Linked DNA regions of Homo sapiens: region 2 is linked to region 1. The links are chromatin contacts, found by Hi-C or POLR2A ChIA-PET in ENCODE. All regions are on one chromosome and are shown on one strand. The core of a region is the stretch at or near the end of the contact, and the rest is flanking DNA. Distances in the headings are between cores, read along the strand shown.

Region 1 (4,277 bases), core at 947-3,446:
CCAAGACGGTGAAACCCCGTCTCTACTAAAAATACGAAAGTTAGCCGGGCATGGTGGTATGTGCTTGTAATCCCAGCTACTCAGGAGGCTGAGGCAGAGAACTGCTTGAACCCGGGAAGCGGAGGTTGCAGTGAGCCAAGATCGCGCCACTGCACTCCAGCCTGGGCGACAGAGCAAGACCGTCTCCAAAAAAAAAAAAAAAAAGACAATGTGCCAAAATTGTGTTCCACTTTCCTAAACTTAATTCCTAAAACTCACTGTGGACCTAAACAGGAAGTGTCTTGGGAAACAACAAAGATGCTTCATATTAACAGGTAACAAAATGCAGTTTTAGGGCCCAGCGCTGTGGCTCACACCTGTAATCCCAACACTTTGGGAGGCTGAGACAGGCGGATCACCTGAGGTCAGGAGTTCGAGACCAGCCTGGCCAACATGGAGAAACCCTGTCTCTACTAAAAACAGAAAAATTAGCCAGGCATGGTGGCGGTGCCTGTAATCCCAGCTACTAGAGAGGCCAAGACAGGATAATCACTTGGACCCAGGCGGCAGAGGCTGCAGTGAGCCGAGATCCCGCCACTGCACTCCAGCCTGGGTGACAGAGAGAGACTGTATCCAAAAAAAAAAAAAAAAGATAACAAAATGGAATTTTTCCTTACAACAACAACAAAACCTGGTAACAGAATTTATAAGAATTCCACAAGATTGCAAGGGCCTAAATGACCCGGTTGGAAACTGGAGAGTGGAATAACTAGGAACTACTGGATTAAAACCGAGGGAATCTCCTGTCACTGAGAAACCATTACGCAGACTTCCATCCAGGTGGCTAAAGCCACAGATCTCCCACCCTGAGAACTTGCCAATACTACTACTATTCTGATTACTTCAACATGAGTAGGACTATCCAAACCTCCAGCAGCTCTTGCTTTGTTTTTGTTTATTCCATCATATATAAATAGTTCACAGCATAACTGCCTTATACAATACATAAAAAGTGAAAACTACTCCTTCCAACGCCCATCCCTTATCCAAATGATTCCAGTTCTTTCTCTTCAAAAGAAAGGAGTAACTGGCAACCAGAAGCCTCATAACTGAACTCTTCCAATCAGGAAGACAATGCGAAATCTGCTGCAGCCAAAGAATGTCTACTGCTCCTTGAGACACTGTCACAAGAGATGGAAAGCTACACCATGGCAAGGTCTGGGCAGACAAGGAAACAGGTCTGGGGTACCGCATCCTCCCCCACCCCCAAAACTTCTTTAGACCTATACGCAAAAACTTGGCGTGCTCATCCCTACTTGCAACCTGACAATTTACAACCTGGCACACCTTCTAATTAGGAACTAGTTCTAGCCTTTTATAGCCGAAATATTAAACTGCTTCTCACGATAAATCAGGCACTGGCGCCTGCTACTGAGAATCCCCTGTGCATCAAACCTCCAGTTTCACTACTGAGATGGGCCAGTGACCAGGCTCCTCTACCGTACAGAGGGGAGGAGCCCACCCTGCTCTGCTAGAGTGGAACTGCAAACAGAGGACAGGAGCAAGGTATGGAGCGCAGAGGCGTGAACAGCGTCCAAGCAGGGCTGGGCTCATCGCACCGGCGGGCGACAGACAGCGGCGGGCACGCGGGAGCCGGGGTGCAGGCTGCAAAGCGGGGTCCCTCGGCTGCAGAAGCCGCCCCCGTGTGTCGCCCCACAGCTGCGCACGCGTCAGGCAACACACCCCCGCTGCCCGTCGCGGCTCTGCGCTAAAGCCCTCCCGGGACAGCCGCACACGCCCCTCGGACCCGGCGGCGCGTACGTACCCAGCAACACGCAGAGCACATCGAGGGCCACGTACGGCAGCCGCGTCTTGTCAAACATGGTCTCTGCCCGGGCTGCCCGGCAAGGGCGATGGACTGAGCTGCGGGACGGCGGCCGAGGCCCTTGATTCTCGAGCCCGGGCCGGGGCTGGCGACGGCCCCGAGCTACGGCCCCTCCCAGCCGGAGGAGGAGAGCAGCCGAGGGCGGGCTGAGACCGGGCGGCGCTCCCACCGCCAGCAATGGCGCCCGGGGCCCTCCCCTCACAGCCCCCGCGAACACTCGGTTAGTGCCGAGGCGCTCGTGTGCCAGCCGCGGCAGCTCTGTAGCCTCAGGACCTCCTCAGCCGGCACGGCCTGCCCCGGTTGCTCCCCGTCCGGATCCCGGCGCTCTCTCCCACAGGCGGGGCGTCCAGACTCTCGCTTTAAGGATGGGGACCGGCAGGGAGGAGGAACGCGGGGTCCAGCCCCTCCCGCTGAGCAGCGCAGGACCGGGCAGCGCGCGGGTTCGCGGGCGGGGGGAGTGCAGCAGGGGCGGGGCCAGGGAAACCCCAGGCCGCGGCGGTCAGCCAATCAGCGCCGTCGGCCTCATCCCTCCCGACCTGCGGCATCCGCCCAGAAGTGCGGCTCTCGGCAGCCGGGCGGGGCGTGGGGGCGGCTCCCGTTCCGATCCAGGGGGCTTTGCTCTGGACCGCAATTGCTCAGGTGGTCTCCGAACTCGGCCTCGGTACCCCCACTAGGCATTGCTGCTTTCAGAGAGCTAGGCTCCCTACCCAACGATCCTAGAGCACCGGCTGCCTGCCACTCCCCACCCCTTCCATGGGGATGAGGTAATAAACAGGTCAGATTGTTACCACTGAGTTTAAGGGGGGAAAAGAGGTCAGAGTAGGCAGGAACAGAGACGCTCTCCTTTAGTTTGGTACCTCTGAGCCCTTTCTCACTTAGGCCTCAACGTTGACCTCCCTGTGTCCTGGCTGAGCCCAAATGTTAGCAAGAAGCATGCTAAATCATCCATCCTCGATACCTGATCACCGTTGAATTCTTGATATTTAATATCGGATTAGATTCCTTATATTACACCTTTGTTGTAGAAGCCCTTGACCTGCCTTTAGCCAGAATCCCTCTACCCTTGATGTCTCCTCTTAGTAATTTTCCATCCACCGTCACCTCCCTCACAGACACGGTGCCTGTTCCTTGGCTATAAATCCCCTGCTGTCTTTGCTGTATTCTGAGTTGAGCTCAATTTCTCTCTCCTGTTCCAATAGTCATGACCCTTATTGTAATAATCTTGAATAAATTATTCATGTGTTTGACAAGTGTCAGGATAATTTTCTTTAACAGCAGCAAGCACTCCCCCTGCCCCATACCCAGGAGGACCCTAGCCCACATTTAGTAATCTCAGTTTCCTAATATGTAAAATGGGGATTTTTTAAATAAATACCTAATACTCAGACATCACAAGTACTTTGAATTTATTGTGACCTTGCAATCTGAGGCCCTTGTAACTCTGGAAGTAAAGAAAGCCACATGATAAACAATGGCCCATCTTTCTCAGGTGTAAATTGCTTAAAGCTTTTACAGCTTTAAGCTGCCCAGTGTTCCAGTCTGGAGGAAGAAGTGAAACCCAGAAAAGATTATATGATAGTGGCTTTATCTAGAGTTAAACCGTCTACAGATGTTAATGATTGGTATATTTTCTCTTTAAATATGTAAAACACAAATCACAAAATGTGCCTACTACTTCTTCGACTTATCCTGCAAAGCACTCATAAAGCCAATGGAAAGATAACATTAAACAGAGTCTGGAGATACAGCCCCAAGTAAGCTCTCAAAAACAAAATATACATTTGAAGAAAGATGTTTTTCTTTAAAACGAATGCTAATGTTTTATTTTGCCTCTTGTTTAAATAGCCGTAAAAGCTTTAAGCAATTTACACCTGAGAAAGATGTGCCATTGTTTATCATGTAGCTTTCTTTACTTCCAGAGTTACAAGGGCCTCAGATTGCAAGGTCACAATAAATTCAAAGTACTTGTGATGTCTGAGTATTAGGTATTTATTCAAAAAACATTTGTTGAGCACCTATTGTGTTACAGTCTAGTCTCAGTGTCTTAAACAGCTTTTGAAATATTTACTTTTTAAAAGTAATTTTTAAAAACATTTACTTTTTAAAAATTTTTTATTTTTACTTTTTGTGGGTACATAATAGGTGTATATATTTTGGGGTAATGAGATGTTTTGATACACGTATGCAATGTGTAATAATTACATCATGGAAAATGAGGTATCCATCCTCTCAAGCATTTATCCTTTGTATTACAAACAATTCAATTATACTCTTTTAGTTATTTTAAAATGTACAATTTAATTATTAACTATAGTGACCCTGTTGTACTATCAAGTACTAGATCTTATTCTTTCTATTTAAAAAAAAAATTTACTCTTAAAGTGCGTTTTCAAAAATAAGCATTCAAAAAAAC
Region 2 (4,277 bases), core at 1,778-4,277, 1.4 Mb after region 1:
GAGGTCAACAAAATAAAAAATAAGCAGGGAAAAGTAATAAAGCCAAAAGCTGTTTCTTTGAAAAGATTGACAAACCCTCAATTACAATGATGAAGAAGAGAACACAAATCACCAAAATCAGGAACAAAAATGGGCTATTACAACAGATCATACAGACATTAAAAGGTTAGTAAGACAGTATTTATAAACAACTTTATACCAAGATATTTGGCAACTTAGACAAAATGAACAAATTCCATAAAAATATAACTTACCAAACAACACAAGATGAAACGGACATTATGAATAGCCCTATATCTTTAAAATAAGTTGAATTTATTATCAAAGAAAATTACAAGCCCAGATGTTTTCACAGGCAAATTCTATCTAAAAAATTTTAAAACATACTTCAAAATAAATGTGGGATGACAATAGCATATATTAAAACCTACAGGATCTGACCAAAGAGGTACTCATAACTGAGTAGTTATGTCAGAAATCCAAGGACGGTCAACATTTGACAATGTGTCATCATTCACTACATGAATAAATGAATAGAAACTATATGGTCATCTCAATAAGCAGAGAAAAGCATTTGATATTTATCATTCATTTAAAATTTAAAACAATAAAAATTTTTGGAAAGTCAAAAATAGAACTTTAAAAAACTTCATAAAGTATACATACCTACTAGAAAACTACAGTAAATATTAAACTTGAAGGCAAAACCTCAAAAATAGAAGAATGCAGTAGACTTAAACCAATATGGGTAGATCTTCAAGATGTATTTTTGAGGAAATCAAATAAGTTGTGGATCCTTATAATATTTTAACAATACTCACACAAAATACTATGTATTTTCTATAAAAACATACGCGGGTATGTAAATACATAAAAATAAAACTGGCAGAAAACACACCCGTCTGATAACTTCTGAGAAGCGCCAAGTACCAGGATTGGTGGAAGTACAAGGTACGGTGTTTGGTTAAGGGTGACTTGAGCTTTAGCTACCATGTTTCTATTTGTATAACTTTAGATGCTTCCATTAGAAAAGAAGAAAAGATTAAAATTAGTGACCTAATAACCTACTTTAAGAAACTAGAAAAAGAAGGTTTTCATTAATTACTTAGCTAACCAAAATTTAATTTTAATACCATAAATATAAAAAAACTGTAAAAATATACAAAAACTGATTTTTTTCTTTTTTTAGACAAGTACATTACCATAGGTAAAGATTAAACTAGTTCTTTTGGGTTCTTTGTTAAGTTTGGAGACTATAAAGAAACTTTCTTGTATGCCACTTATTAATACATCCTGGAACTGAATTGACTCCATTTAGCAAGTCAGGTAAATCTAGATTATGCCAAATTATCAAACAAACACAGAGTCTGAGAGAAAGCCTCTAGAGTTTGCTAACATTCTATATGATATGAACGAAATAGAGACATTGGTAGATACTCTTTCTCTTTATTTCTTTCAGAATAGAACAAATTAGTCCCGCAGCTACTGGCGATTGGCTGAATTTTTTTTTTTTTTGAGACGGGATCTCACTCTGTCACCCAGGCTGGAGTGCAGTGGCGGATCTCGGCTCCCTGCAACCTCCGTCTCTCAGGTTCAAGCGATTCTTCTGCCTCAGCCTCCTGAGTAGCTGGGACTACAGGCACGTGCCACCAACGCTCGGCTAATTTTTGTATTTGTTCTTTTTTAGTAAAGACGGGGTTTCGCCATGTTGGCCAGATTGGTCCCGAACTCCTGACCTCAGGGGATCCACCCGCCTCGGCCTCCCAAAGTGCTGGGATTACAGGCGTGAGCCACTGCGCCCGGCCTTGGCTGAGTTTTTATTAGATCTGAGCCGTTCAATTTCAATAGTTTAGGATCCAACCTCACTCTCAGGCAAAGAATAGAGGAAATGATACCAACGTATTTATCTGTCAATAAACACTTGGTGATTTGAATATGGTTAAGGGATTCCTGTAGTTTGCCCCCCTTAAAACTGAACTTTGTCCAAACCTGTTCTAAATATGTGTGTGCGTGTGCATGCATCTGGGTGTTGGGGAGGAGCGGTCGTAAAGTTCCTTTTAAATTTCACCTATGGGGGACTACTTCCCACCTCATCCTATGAAGTCAACATTAGCCTAAATACCAAAGCCAGATTAAGACACTACAAGAAAACTACGAAACAATATCTCTCACGAACACAGATGCAGAACTTCTAGACAAAACGTTTCCAAATTGAAGCGAAGACCATATTAAAAGGACAAAAGCACCTCAGTGGTTGCTTGGGGACTGGGGGAGGGGCTGGATTACTATCTTGGCTGTGGTGTCGAAAACCTATCAAATTGTTCACTTTAAATATGTGCAGTTTATTGTATCCCAACCATTCCTCAACAAAGCTGTTTTTCAGAAACATTTGTCCATGTAGTTTTGCCTTTGAATGGTTGGGTCAATGAAGAGAAAAACGAGTGAAAACAGGGAATCATGACACTTTGTTTTTTTACGTGTAAATATTCGCAAAACGCCCAAACTGGTAACTTTGGGAACACGGGTTCACGCAGAAGAAGGGCTGCTGTCTGGGGAGGACTGAAACTCGGGTTCCCGAAGTCGGGCTGCTCTGGGGCCACGGAGAGAAGGGGAGAGAACGTCGAGGAAGAGGCAGAGCTCAAGTGGACGGAGGATGGAACACAGAGCGCGGCCGGGACAAAGGGGCAGGCCAGACAGCCGTGACAGAGAAACTAGGCGGTCCGCTCCTGGGACGCGGTCTCGGGGGCGGGTTCGCCCCTGAGGCCCGGTGACCCTTCGCCCGCAACCAGGGCTAGCGCTTGTGTGCGCCCACGGAAGCACCCGAGCGACCGGAGAAAGAAAAAGTGGTCAAGGGGACCTCCTTCCAGCTCTACGCGCCTCTCATTCAGAGAGGTGAGGTCAGGAAAGGGGAAGGACGAAGCCCCAGAGCAACAGAAGTCAGGCGGTGCCAGGAACACTGAGAGCGGAGCCAGGGGAAGGCGGCCGAGCGCGGCCCCCTCTCCTCCCGGGCCGGGGCGGGCCCGAGGCCTCGATCCGCCTTCCCCGCGCCGTCCTGGTCACGGCCCCGCGGGGCAGCCATGCCTGGCCGTCTGCTGCGGGGCCTGTGGCAGCGATGGCGCCGTTACAAGTACCGCTTCGTTCCCTGGATCGCACTGAACCTAAGCCACAACCCGAGGTGAGAGGGCGGGACGGCAGAACGAGGGGCACCTGCCTTCGGTTCCCAGACGCCACCACGGCGGCGGGACGCAAAGCGGAGAGCCTGAGGCTGACTGCCGGCCTGAGATGGGCGGGCCCGGGTGGGCAGGGACTGAGGTGGGCGGGCCGGGTGGGCGGGGACTGAGGCCTCGGAGGGGTTTAAGGAACGCGGGCCAGAGGCGGGCGGGGCCGAGGTTGGTGGAGTCCGAGGCCCGCTGGAAGCCTGAAGTGGGCGGTGGCTTCAGGTGGGCGGGGCCTATGGCCTCTTTCCCAGTGTCCGCTGCGCTGCCGGGCCCGCGAGGCCGAGCTCGCCAGCCGGATGTGTCGCCTGTTCTTCCCTGTTGCGTTCGGCACTGACTGGGGAGCTTGTATCTGGGCAAAAATGGAAACTTTTTAAAAAGACTGCCCTTACCGCGTGAGAGTGCGTGGCTTTTTCTCCACCAGGGGTTAATTAGGTGCTTGAACTTCCTCAGAAAAGCCAAGCCAGGGTTTATTTTCATAGTTCATACAAGTACTTCACGTGGTTAAAGAAGCCCATCCCGGCTGTGAGAATAGCGTGCAGTAGCTCGCGCGTTAAGAACGGGCAGAACGCCACTCAAAAGCACGTCGGGATGGTGGGTTTCGGATTGGGGTGAGTCCCGCCGGCGTTATTAAGGGCGCACCAGTGATCAGCTCAACACCGTGCTCACCAAAGAGGCCGACCGGGCCTCCCTGAAGTCAGTGTCCGACAAATAGGGAAACAAAGCGGTTTCCGGAAGGTTGCATGCTAGGGAAACAGGAGATCAGTTGTATCATGACTCGGAACCGTGAGGCGGGAATTACAACCTTTTTGTTCAAGTAAAAATAATGCAGTTAGTACAAAAAGATAATGATTATGGAAATAAGAGGTGCAGTCATTGAAGACGTTAGTCGTCCTGGAGGGAGTGTCACAAAGTATACGATGTTGAATTTGTCTTTGAAACTACAAGGCCATTTTTAAAAAGCCATTGAATGTGAGGTCATTCATTCTCATTGTGATGACATTCAGCTTGGCTGTTGGGTGTAGTACGGGAAAGAGCTGAACTTCGTTTCTGCCTCTGGCT

What was found. Hi-C counts contacts between places; a loop is a spot of excess contacts on that map. ChIA-PET counts read pairs that join two places held with the same protein, here RNA polymerase II (POLR2A). Pooled maps may share reads with other maps.
Region 2: a map with no recorded cell type shows a loop between it and region 1 (18-fold over the local background). The contact joins the promoter of SETD9 here to the promoter of PLPP1 in region 1. A Hi-C loop is called at or near these places in 1 of 37 single-sample maps with no recorded cell type and 7 of 50 pooled maps. POLR2A ChIA-PET finds 5 or more read pairs at or near these places in 1 of 52 experiments (BJ).

The regions. Positions count from the first base shown.
Region 1 is chr5:55,532,768-55,537,044 of GRCh38, forward strand. PLPP1 (phospholipid phosphatase 1) reads right to left here and starts at 2,197. Exons shown (of 6, transcript NM_003711.4): 1 at 1,805-2,197. The coding sequence starts at 1,862. It also overlaps the pseudogene RNF138P1. RefSeq lists a silencer at 1,780-2,419 and an enhancer at 2,650-2,719.
Region 2 is chr5:56,906,569-56,910,845 of GRCh38, forward strand. SETD9 (SET domain containing 9) reads left to right here and starts at 3,028. Exons shown (of 6, transcript NM_153706.4): 1 at 3,028-3,175. The coding sequence starts at 3,078. RefSeq lists enhancers at 2,664-2,753, 3,544-3,593, 3,689-4,277 and silencers at 2,904-3,113, 3,294-3,503.